Regions from separate parts of the Homo sapiens genome. Here region 2 is linked to region 1. Evidence: chromatin contacts called from ENCODE Hi-C data. All regions are on one chromosome and are shown on one strand. Each heading gives the region's core, a stretch centred on a gene start or an enhancer-like site at or near the end of the contact. The rest is flanking DNA. Distances are from core to core; before and after follow the strand shown.

Region 1 (6,216 bases), core at 3,556-6,055:
AGCCTGACCAACATGGAGAAACCCTGTCTCTACTAAAAGTACAAAATTAGCCGGGTGTGGTGGCGCATGCCTGTAATCCCAGCTACTTGGGAGGCTGAGGCAGGAGAATCGCTTGAACCCGGGAGGCAGATGTTGCAGTGAGCCAAGATTGCGCCACTGCACTCCAGCCTGGGTGACAAAGCGAGACTCCGTCTCAAAAAAAAAAAAGAAATTGTACAAAGGACACCAGAAGCATCTTTGTTCCTTCTCACACCACAACTGCTCAATCAATGTAAGAGGGTACACAAAAATTAAGTTTTTAAATAGAGAGAGGCTCATCCTTGCTTGATAAAACAAGCCAGAGTTGCCAGAAGGTACTAACTTAGAAGAGAGCCAATTCTTTCTTCCTGCCTGAAAAATTGTCTAAGTTGTGACATCTCTAACTCAATTATGCATGGCTGTGAAGATGCCATTAAATAGGTGGTTTGAACATTTCAAATAGAACTGGCATGAAGCTATTTCTTGCTCGAAAATTTCCACTTATTCACGCAATGCGCAGATTGCAGTGTCAAGGTTGAAAACAGGAAAAATCACTTGGCTGGGTACCAAGTATTTGAGGGCAGTTCAGTTTCTGCCTCTTGGCCTGAGCAGACCACAGAGAAGATGAATGCCTGGCATGCCAGGAGCTGTGTGCAGGACACCTCTTGTCACCCTCATCAGGGAGGGTAGGACCCAGGGCTTGACCAAGGAATTCCCAAACTGATTACCCCTAAGAGATCCTGTCTCTTAGAAAATAACACTCACTCAAGCAAGAAGCAGCCTTTTAAGAAATGCTTCACCACCAATACTCTTAGTAGCATGGGGGATGACACTGGGTAGAAAAACACAGATAACAATTTTGAGCTGAAGGAAGATCCATAAAGAGTTGGACTCAATGTGAAGAAATTTTTAGAGTAATTTACCAATGTATTTCATTTATATCTTATAGTTTATATACCTATAAGAGTGGCATATGATAAAAATCTTTCTACAACCCAAGATATTTTCCATTAACTATAAAACAAAAATGTTAAGTGATAAGAAAGTATCTTAGTTTAATTAACAATGATTTTCTTTTTCTTTCTTAGCTGTATATAAAATAATGCTACATCTTAAGTGTGTGACATCTTTGATGAATAAAATATGGTGGGTTATGGTAAATACAGAACCTATATATGTGATATATGACCAACGGTACCACTGAAGTAAAACCCACAAATACCAAATACTAGGATGATGGGGATGTTCTTTGACACTCAGTCATGTGAGTTTGGAACCCATTAAAAATGTCCAAAGTGGATAATAAATATGATGAAAACATTATTCCACAAAGAGATATTTAAATAAAAGTAGATCCAAAGGAAGTATGGAAAAATTTATGAGTGACAATACCATAAATATACAAAAACCAGTTTGGGTGCCTCTAACCTTAGCATAGAGTTAATATCTGAAAGAAAAACAATGTGTCCTGCATCTCCCCATGGAATGCCACTTGGCTATTAGCAGAAGAATCATGGACTGGATAAACCAGGGATGCAGCCTACTGGAGCCTAGCGCAGATGTGACTTCATATTCCAAATATGTGAGGTTTGAAGCACGAACAGCCATATTAAAATACAAATTTTTAGTGAAATAAAGCAATCACAGAGGCACAGGAAGCACAGTATTCCTCAACTACTTAACCAGTAGCCATTTTCACAATGGATTAGCCAGAATTATATCAAATTTCAAAAGCAATCACCTCTAACATAGACACTAGTTTTCTTCAAATCAGTTCAAAGCCTGACCTTCAGCTCCTTTATCCTTTAGGGAGCCCTGCCCTAAAGGCCACACTCCTACCCCCTTCCTAAGTGTTCCAGGATCTTCTCTACATGCTGTGTGGAGTTCCTGCTGACTTCAAAGGCTGAACTCCATGTGTGGTTACACACGTCACTTAAAAGTTTAAAAACATTTAGCCTTTGTTGGAACCTTAGGTGCACCTAAACTTTTAAAATACGACCTAAAAGCAGCTTTTAAAGCAAGACCCTAAAAGTACAACTGAGTGTGACTGCTTTGACAGTGATACCTACATGATCTATGTCATCTCAGCACATTCACCAGGTACACAACCTTGCAAAAAATTACTGAACACCTACTATGTGAGAATTATAATGTGGCATGCCTAAAGACCTAAGGACCCAGATAACATGATGCCATAGAAGCTTATAATAAAATGGGGCATATGAAATAATTTATATTTAAAACATACACACATTCTATTTGAAAAGTACAAGTCAGTGTTATTTAAAAAAAAGAAAAGCATATGAAAAAAAGAAAAATTAATTTAAACTTGAAAATTAGGAAAGCTTTATAGAGGAAGCAATATGTCAACTTCAATTTACCAATTCTTCTACATAAGTCTGTGAGATCTTTGAGGGAAAGGATAATTATCCTCATCTTTGGAACCAAAGTAGTTGGTACAATCCTTAGGCATGTAGCAAACACTCAGTACAGATTTGCTGGATTCAACTGAAATGGGAGGAATAGAAGGAGCAAAAGCATTCTAGATGGAGGGAATGGTATGAGTGATGACACAAAGGAGAGAAAGTACAAGGACGGTTTCAGAGAATGGCTACCTATGATGTACAAAAGAAATGGAAAATTATGCTGGGAAGTAGTTGGTAGCCAGATCATTAAAAGCTTTTAAAGTTATGCCAAGAAGTTAGGATTCTATTGTGTAGGGAAAGGGAGCGATTAGAGTAGTGCTTTAAGAGAATTCTGTCAAGAGTATTTAGAATGACTAAGGTGGGGGTTGACACTGGAAGAACTGATGCTATTAAATAAGTTATTAGGATAAATCAGGCAAGAGGAAAGTAAGCTCTGAGCTGGGACAACAGCAACAGAAATGAAAGGGCACCAACGAGAACAAAGGCACTACTCAAGTAGAATGTACAAAATTTAGTATATGTGGGGAAAGGAAAGATGAAGGCAATATGAAAGCTTCAAGGTTTGTTGATTAAGAGAATACACAGAGGACATGACCTCTCTGGGGAAGATGCTGAATCTATTAGTAAAAGTATGAGTATTTACATTGAAATCTCAACATGGATCTGAAAATGTAGGAAAGGGATACAGACTCAAGATCCAAAGTTGCCCACCCAGCTAAACCCTGATGAGAAGTGAGATCACAGAGAAAGGAAGCTACTGTATTTGCTGTTATAAAATATGAGAAATTGTTTTTTACTCACCTCTAGAGGAATATGTATGAATAAAAATGTTTCTTAATCCTCGAAGATAACAAAACTGTCTAAGTGATCATATTTCACTTTTTCCCCTAATGGGGTGTTTACATGTGTTTAATCCCATTATTAGGTCAATATTTAGGTTTGGGAATTTTTCATTCTCCATTTCTTGGTTTTATCTTACCTTGGTCCTGCCTCTTCAGTTCTTTTTTCATTCTTTTTTTTTTTTTTTTTTTTTTTTTGAGACAGGATCTTGCTCTGTCACCCAGGCTGGAGTGCAGTGGCAGGATCATGGCTCACCGCAGCCTCGACCTCCCAGTCTCAAGAGATCCTCCAGTCTCAGCCTCTCAAGCACTGGGACTACAGGCATGCACCACTATACCTGGCTAATTCTTGTATTTTTTTGTAGAGATGAGGTTTCACCACGTTGCCCAGGCTTGTCTAGAACTCCCGGGCTCAAGCGATTTGCCTGCCTCAGCCTCCCAGAGTGCTGGGGTTACAGGCATAAGCTACCACGCCCAGCCCTGCCTCTTCACTTCTATTTGACTTTAATGTTTTATTTTAAATGTCTAATAATTCCATAAATAGTTATAGAAAAGAATGAATAAATAAATGAATATAGTTTGTAGGAAGCCACCTCAATTCCTTTGCAGAAAAGCAAGACATAAATAAATTTAAATTTTAAAATAATTTCATTTGGAGAGAAGATAAATAACTTCTTATGAATTACAAGAATGTCTCTCCGTCCAATTAAGAAAACCCACTAGATTTTAAATAAGTCTGTATTTTAAGAGGCAAATTAATGAGTGATTAATTTCATTACAAAACAATTTAGCCTCACAAAAAGATTCTCATTCTAAATTTGGAACTCCAAGCTATACAATTAGTTTTTTTTTTTATTTAAGCAAGAATTAGAAAATTTTTGGCAAGCAAAACTGAAAATTAAAGCATTACTAACATAATAATGTAAATCAATAATAAAACACTATTTACAAATATTCAATCTATATAAAAATTTTTAAGGAGGGAATTTATTGAAAAAAGCAAGCCACACAATGACAATCCCACAATAAGTGTTGTGCCTCCTTCCAAACAGAGGTGTCTGTTGCATATTTATAAACTATGATCTCTTTGTGCTTCTCTTGGTTCCTGCCTAATAGGAAAGCCCCTTTTTCTAAGCTCAGGGGCCTCCACTTAACACACTATGCTCCCACAAGTCCTGTCTGTTCTATAGACAACTGGCAGTTTGTCCTCTAGGCTGGCAAGCCTTATCATGAGCTCTGTTAGCTTCTTTTAACCAGTTACCAGGTCTTGTCCTCCTTACTGGCACAGCTCCTTAATGTTCAGGCAGCTGGAGACCTTAATGGAAAATATGCAGGGTAGATCAGAATATATACATATTTTCCTTCTACACCAAATGTGTTCTTCCACTCACTACCCACAGGTCCAAACCAGGAAACGTACCTTTTGGAAAAACAGGCTTCAGTTATAGGTTTTTGTAATTTGTCTTAAATGGTATGCCAAGAAAATGCAGCATTTTAAATACAGCAGGTGTCCTTGCAATCCCTGCAATGAAAGCAATCTCTCAGTCACGTTTTGCTACATGCAAATCTTTGCTTAAGTACTATTTTTTAAACTATCATTTATTGACGAGTATATTAGACATTTAAAACCCACTTTTTAGACTCTGCAAAGGGAATTGAGATAATGTTTATTATCTCCATTCTGCAGATGAGTAAATAAACCAAGAAAGCCACATAAGTTTTAAAGTCCTTGGCGTTTTGCACATACAGCCCAGACTCTGGATAATTCTTCTGTGTTCAAAGAGCTCATTCATTCAATAAGGCTCATACTAAGTATCTCCAGTCTTTCAACACACACTTAGTAAATACCTTCTACCTGTGGGCTTAGTGAAGGCTTTCAAGAAGAGGTGATAACTAGTTCTTGTAAGTAGAGTTATCCTGGCAATATGGAAACCGAAGAGCCTTCCAGGTAGAGGGGAACATGTGTAACGCTATGGAGACATGAAAGGGCTTGCTGCATTCTAGGAACCTTAGTCGTTCAGCAGGACTGCACACCCCAGTGCATAGAAGGAGAAGGAGAGAACGGACATAAAGACAGATGGCAGACCATGAAGGAAACTCTACAGCATGCTTAGAAGCTGGGTAACAGGGATTTTAGCAGTAGAGTGGTTTGATAAAACATGCATTTTAGAAAATTCATGTAACTGTTATTGGCTTATGAAAAGGGAAATTTCATAAATATTTTGAATATATTTCTCTACTAAGCTCACATTCCCATTTCCTCAAATAGTCTTTGTATACTTTTTTCCTGTCTTTCTGCCCCTCCCTCTGCTTCCTACCCTACCATCAGCTGATGCTATCACTTCATTAAACTGGAGCTTCCCTACATTCCCCACCAAATCTATACACCCTTCTTGTCTGCACCAGCTTCTTTACCTTTCAGTTACAGTGGATAAGATATCCCTACTCCTCTGTGGGATGCCCATCTCACCATACTTTCTCAAGCATGTCCTGCCTCTCTCTTCTGCTTTTCTGTACTTTGTCATCTATATCTTCTTCTGGGTCTTACCTTACTTCTTGGATCTTACTTCTGGGTCATTCCTACTAGCAAACAAAAATGCTCTAATATCTCCCATCAAAAAAAGCATCCCCTTTGAATGTTATGTATTGTCTTTAAAAAAAAAAAAAAGCACACCCTCCTTTGCCCTAGACTCTCTTCCAACTTCTCAGAAGAGTTATCTACACACTGTGTCCCCATTTATTCACCTCTCATTTTCTCAACCACTCCAGTAAGGCTTCCCAACTCCTACCACTCCAACAAAACTACTCTTTTCTCTCAGTTCTAAAGAGTCTCTAGATTTTCTTTCTAGTTCTTTGGCCTCTCCTTCTTGGGCTTCCTTGCAGGGCCCTTCTGTTGCTGCTTCTCTTTTCCTTCTTTCATATACTCTCCCTCA
Region 2 (6,926 bases), core at 4,209-6,708, 49 kb before region 1:
TTTAACAAGTCAATAAAATATTTTCTTCAAGAAAAAAGGCAGAGAAGAAAGGACAGAGAGAAGAAAGAAGAAAAAAAGGTTTAGTCACTTTATATCTTCATGCTGAGACCTGTTTCAATTCATGCTTGTGACCATATATTTATATGTAGATTTAGTAACAATCCCTGTGAATGTTGTTAAAGCAAAATAGAATGTATCAAACATTATAAATAGCAAATAATTATGTGTTGACTAAAAATACACAGATACATCTAACATTTTTCTCTACATTTTTTTTATTAAGCAAACAGAACTTTGCATTAAGAGTAATAAATAGATTCCAGTATCCAACCCCCTTCTTATTAACTCACAGTTACTAGTTCCCTTCATGGCTCTCACCAGTCCTACCACTGACAGATATATTCTCACCAAAAGCCAAAAATTTTGATAATCAAATTTTACTATTTCGAAGTCTATCCTGTTTCACAGGCATCTCTGAAGTACAACAAAGTGCTAAAGAAAAGTTTCTCTCTTCTGAAGAATGAGCACCTAATCTGAACATCCTAAAGATATGTCTCCTTCTGATGGTCCAGCAAAATGAAAACCATATGCCCAGCACACTCTTGCTGTGTGAGCTCAGGAGATGAGTCCTCGAATGAGAAACACAGAACCTTCCTTTGAATATTAGCTCTACCACTGAATGGGCAAAATTCTCTCCGAACCTATTTCTTTTACTTCTAAACTGAGATAATGCTAACTATGGCCCAAGTTGTATGGATCAAAAGAAATGCAACAAACGCCAACCGTTTTAAAACCCAAGCACCACGGAAAAATGTTACTATTATTTTTGATATAACACAGCCACAGTGTGTTTTCCCTGATATTGTAGTATTCGCTTACCTTAAAAAACTAAGTGCCTACATACAATATTTTAACATTTTGCTAATGGAATTTGGAGATAGGAGCCACAGACCCCATTTGAACTATCCTCTTGGTGTTGATCACCTGCAAGGGTTTGGAAAGCACTTATGCCTGCCTTCAGCAACAGGGAGCCAAAGCACTGACACGAACAATATTGAATAGTTCATTAGCCACTGAGCACCACCATCCAATTGAATTGTATCATTTTCTGTGCAATAGGTTTTCTCCCGTAAGCATATTTTATGGGAAAACCTGTAAGCATGTTTTATGGGAAAACATTTTTTAAATAAATGCTGGAAAAATAATGACTATTCCTTTAGCATTACTTTGGATTTAGACTACATATTTTTAAATTTATTTTCTAATATATCTATATAAAAAGAAAATATGTATGCCATTTTTCCTGCAAAATGTACCTTCAAAAAGTAACCTGAAGACTCAGTGTTATTAAATTGATTCTGTTATATTGCCCAAATGCCTTATTTGTGGTTGAACTGTACAGATTTTCAGTCAGAGAGAGTGCTTCCCTCTGGATGCCACATGACAGCTACAAATCAAATGCCTTTCTTCTCTCTCAACCCATCTCAATAAAGCGTTAATCTTCAGTGTTAACAGCTGGTCTTCAGGCAGTAAGTTAATGCTCTTTCATGGCTTCCTGACTCCTAGACAAAAAAATAGAGTACAATTCCCACACTATAGTTTAAGAACCACCTTGATGACATTTCTTATTGGCTCTTCCAGTAACTGAGTTACCAGGAAATATAGTTATTGCTCCACTAGGAAAAGAATGATCTTTGGAAGCCTGAAAAAGAACACACTAGCTGTATCAAGAAAACTAAAAAAAATTCCCCCCGGCAGCAAATAAAGTAACTACAGAGATGGTTTCTTCAATATAGATGTAAATGATTGTTAACCAGATAATCTGTACAGTAAATAAATGTTTAACATCTGCCCTTAACTGAAGATGGGAGGCATAACTCATAGTTTCCTAGAAGTTGATTCATGGAGCCAATTTATTCAAAAATAAACAAGCTCAGCCTTGGAGGAGGACAACATGCAAATAAATAACTATAATAAGCATAACAGGTACTATGCTTAAGCTCCACCCAAGGTAGAGTATCAACATACAGCAAAGAATATCTATCCTGCTTGGAGGAGCTGCCAGAAACAATATCTGAGAAGAAATATGAGGTAGGAGGCATTCCACAGAAAATCAGATATACGAAGACATGGAAGACCAGAGTAGCACAAAACATCACAGAACTGTAAACATTAAAGAGAGATCAGAATGAGACAGAGAAGAGTCTACAGAAGGAAGCCAGAACAGACCTCAGAGGTCTTTACTGGTAGTTTGTGTTTGTCTATTTTCTGTGGGAACAGGAAGGCGCTATAGAGTTTTAAGTGATCAGATTTGCATTTCAGAATAATCACTGGGGATTATATAGAAAACGTTGAAGAAGAGAAAGATCAAAGACAGGGTGATGAGTCACTAGTCAGTAGCCGGTGTATGTCATTCAGAAAGAAGACAATAAATGTCAAGTCCAAGGCAGTAATGGTAGAGATGGAAAGAAGACAAATGGCAGGATTTAATGATTGCTTTGATGTGGAATCTCCTTCTGATGCCCCTCCTTCTGATGAATCTCCTTCTGATGTAGTGATATGGAAGAGTTAGGATAAATGTCACATTTCTGGTTTGGGTAGCTGGTTGAACAATGGTATCACTAACCAGGACAGGAAATAAAGGAAGATCTGATTAATATAGTGCTTACCATGTGCCAGCACCAATCTGATTGCTTTATATGCATTAACTTGTTTGATCTCATAACATCCTATGAGGAAGGTACTATTGTTATTCTTACTTTACAGATGAGAAAACAGAGGCACAAAAAAGTCAGATAATTTGCACAGGGTCACAAAGCTAGTAAGTGACATATGGGACTCAAATCTAGGGAGTCTAACTCTAGCATCTGTGCTCTTGACCATTTTTCTCTACATTGTAAAAGAAATGGGGGAAGAAAATGAGTGGTCCTTATTTGTACACATTTATCTTTACATGCCTGGGGAATATCTGATTGAAACAACATGTAGGCAGTTAGACTGAACAGTTGGCACTCAGGACAAAAGTCTTGTCTGGAGACAATAATTTGACAGTGAGCAACAGAGCAGGAAGTTGAAGCCAAAGGAACAGATGAGTAGGAATGGAGTGGAAACAAGTGATTAATATGGACTCTCAGAAATACCAACATTTAATGGGTACCTGAAAGAAGTGGAACTGAGAGAATAGAAACGAGCTACCAGAGAGGTAGCCAAACACTAGAACTCAAAATCACATTAACCTCTTAAACATCTCTACAACTCTTAACATCTCCACTAGGTGTCTGGAACCAAACATCTCTACAACTCATTACAATCACATTAACCTCTTAAACATCCCTACAACTCATTACAATCATATTAACCTCTTAAACATCTCCACTAGGTGTCTGGAACCAAACATCTCTACAGTTCATTACAATCTATCCAAATGTTTCTCCTCCTTCATTCCCAATCATAATCCACATCATCAGCATCCATAAATGTCCGCCAAGCCTAGCACCTGGGAATCATCCATCCTCCTTCTACCTCTATCCTCATGCTCCAAGTTGGTCACCATGTCCTGTTGATTCTATCTTAATATCTCTTAAATTCACCCTCTCTTGTCTATTTGGATCACCACTCCAGCTTCCACCAACTATCATATAAACTGCTACACTAATCTCACAACTAATTTCCCTGCATCTAATTTGAGCACCCTCCTATCCAACTTTAACAGTGATGTAAGTTCTATCACATCATTACCAGACTTTAAATCACTGAATGACTCCCCAGGATCTTTAGCATGAAATCCAAATCTTAGTATCACTTACAAAATATTTTATTTCTGAACATTCTCCAAGTGAAACCCTACATCAGAGGCATAGAACTTCTTACAATTAATTTAACCTATTAATTCAACAAATGTGCATTATGTGTCTACTACAAGCTAAATGAAGCCTTAGACACTGGAGATATAACAGTAAACAAAGCAGAAATAAAGCCTTGTCCTCTAGTGTAAGTCTCTGTGCGCATCTGTGCTCTTAGACTTCGTGTCTAGGCACATCCCTATCCCCCTAAATCTTCAACACTCAGCTGCATGTCATCTTCTCTGGGAGTCTTCTCGAGGTCCCCCCACCCCCACATGTCTCTACCTAAGCTCTCAACACACACTTGTCTGCTCCCTCACCCTTGTGTGTTCCCTCAGAGCCTCCTTCAGTGCCTAGGCACTAAATATTTTTTACACTTTCTACATACCCTTTCAAGAAGATTCGTCATTGTTCCATATAGTCATAACATAGAGAGAAAACAATCCTACATCTAATTCACAACTGGCAGACAGCTACAAGGCATTATATGGACCAAAAGAATAGGCAAGATGACTCTCAACTCACCAGTAATTTGCTGGGGTCATTTAAATTGATATTATGAACATTTAAGACCCAAATATATTCACCAAATTACAAAATACGGAATACTAGGTGGGCCAATATTATTGACTCTGTCTAATGACATGGAATAGAATTGGAAGAAAATAAAATTTAAAAAAAAATCCAGAACCAATATATTTTTAAAATTTTTTTCCTTAAAAACAGAGAAATCTCAGCCAGCTGTGGTGGCTCACGCCTGTAATCCCAGCACTTTGGGAGGCCGAGGCCGGCAGATCACCTGAGGTTGGGAGTTCAAGACAAGCCTGATCAACATGGAGAAACCCCATCTCTACCAAAAATACAAAATTAGCCAGGCGTGGTGGTGCATGCCTGTAATCCCAGCTACTCGGGAGGCTGAGATAGGAGAATCCCTTGAACCCAGGAGGCGGAGGTTGCGGTGAGCCGCGATCGCATCATTGCACTCCAGCCTGGGCGACAAGAGCAAAACTCCATCTCAAAAAAAACAAAACAAAAACAAAAACCAAAAAACAGAGAAATCTCTTTTAAAACTTAATTTTCAAAGTATTTAATACAATTTTCTGGCCATGCACAGTGGCTTACATCTGTAATTTTAATACTTTGGGAGGCCAAGGCAGGAGGATCACTTGAGCCTAGGAGTTCCAGACCAGCCTGAGCAACATGACAAGACTCCCTTCTCTACAAAAAATGTAAAAATTAGCTGGGCATGGTGGCTTGAGCCTGTAGTCCCAGCTACTCGGGAGCCTGAGGCAGGAGGATTGCTTGAACCCAGGAGGTCGAGGCTGCAGTGAGCCATGTTCATGCCACTGCACTTCAGCCTGGGTGACAGAGTGAAACTCTGTCTAAAAAAAAAATCTGTGCACCAAAATAATTCCTATAGGAGTACTATCTCACAATATTTCAATATACTGATCCAACAAAAAAAGAAACAAGGAAAGGGAAACAGGCAAAAGAAAGGAGATAGGAAGAGAAAGACAGACAAATCACACAAATACTGCCCACCCCCTGCTCCAAGAAGCACTGAGGTCAAGAATCCAGTTCCACACCCTGAACACAATGGTGCTATTAAAATAGCTCTGTACTTTCATGCCCAAATCCGGGAACTTTGCCAACCATTACAATGCAATTTTAATCGCTAGAGGAAGTAATTTTACCAAAATCTACAGATTTAATTGGAAATTTTCTACTGAAGTTTACTTTTTTTCTCTAAATTATTGGCATATATTAAGAATATTAGTACTTACAGATTTACAAAGAATCATATTTTGATGCTGTCAGCTACTCTATAATATGAAGTACTCAATACCATCATAATTTTATCTGAAAAACATATCTACAAATTCAATTGCAGGAAATACAATGCTTTTACTTATTTTTTGTTGACATCTTTAAGAATCCCAATATTTTGCTTTTATTCACAAAATTCAAAATTTCTAAACAACATATTTTCATGAAATCTAAATAATCAATAATTAATGGTTCCCACTGAAACATTTAGAATGCAAAAGTTTCTGAGTCAGGGATCTATAAACTGAACAAAGAAGTCAGTTCTCACTTTACAAATACTAAGTGTTCTCCCCACCAGGAAACATGCTGAAGAACTTAATGCCTTAATATTTAATCCATTTTATTTGCTTATGCACTAAGTCAGTCTGTTCAAGAATTTAAAGCACCAGATGAATGAGTCCTGGCATAAAATAAAGGCACTTAGCTTTCACTTTTTCCAAATCACAGATTATATTTTACCCAAGTTGGCTGCCAGGAAAACGAATGGCAAAAAGCACTAGTAAAAAGATCACTGGTTGCCTACCTAATATCTATTTTCCCTTTCTTATTAACAGAATCCCAATTTTGCTGGGAATGGCAATGTGCCCAACTTTAATAGACAAATCAATCTGCATTTCCCAGCCTCCCTTGCAAATGGGGTGTCCACATGACTAACTTCTACCCAGTAAGATGTAATTAGAGGTTTTGAGTGACATCAGAAGAGTTCCTTTAAAAGGTTCTGATTTCGTTAATGTGTAACTTTTACCCTTCCTCTTCTTTTGTCTCCCTGTCAGCTATATATGATAGTGGAGCTGCAACAACCACCTTAATACTACAAGGTAATTGTGCAGATGGAAGATCAGAAAAGAACAAAGAGTAGGATAGTGATGACATTATAGGTCACTGGAACCAGCCTTGTACTACCTAGGAAGGAGACAAAGAAAAAGAGAGAGACAGACAGACAGACAATGATTTAAGCCAGTGTTTCTCACCCTTCTTTTCATTATGGTTCCCCTAATGAAACTTATTTGATATTTTTCCCCATTAAATGTTCCCCTATTAAGTTTAATATCATAGATATACTATATACCAGTATATGTGCTCTACATACACCTGCGCTTTAAACATAAAAAGAGTAAGACTCTTTTTGTCCCCCAAGAACCAGTTTTTGCCCTGTTGGGGGCAATATCACCCCAACTGAGAATATGTATTATACATCAACAAAAAATAAAACTCAGGATGCTAAACATTCAGTTCTGTTAGCCACCCCTTCCTGCA

What was found. Hi-C counts contacts between places; a loop is a spot of excess contacts on that map. Pooled maps may share reads with other maps.
Region 2: a map of Calu3 shows a loop between it and region 1 (2.1-fold over the local background). The contact joins the enhancer-like site here to the promoter of DNM3-IT1 in region 1. A Hi-C loop is called at or near these places in 1 of 168 maps with a recorded cell type or tissue (Calu3) and 6 of 50 pooled maps.

Annotation. Positions count from the first base shown.
Region 1 is chr1:171,862,781-171,868,996 of GRCh38, reverse strand. DNM3-IT1 (DNM3 intronic transcript 1) reads right to left here and starts at 4,805. Exons shown (of 2, transcript NR_046845.1): 1 at 4,704-4,805; 2 at 4,310-4,598. All of the region lies in intron 1 of DNM3 (dynamin 3), which reads right to left.
Region 2 is chr1:171,912,108-171,919,033 of GRCh38, reverse strand. The region is part of intron 1 of DNM3 (dynamin 3); the gene reads right to left. Among named protein-coding and RNA genes, the nearest start is that of DNM3-IT1, 51 kb to the right of the region's middle. Within about 2 kb of position 5,458, at least 4 of the 41 ENCODE cell types and tissues checked have a DNase peak (open chromatin) inside an H3K27ac peak, as active enhancers do.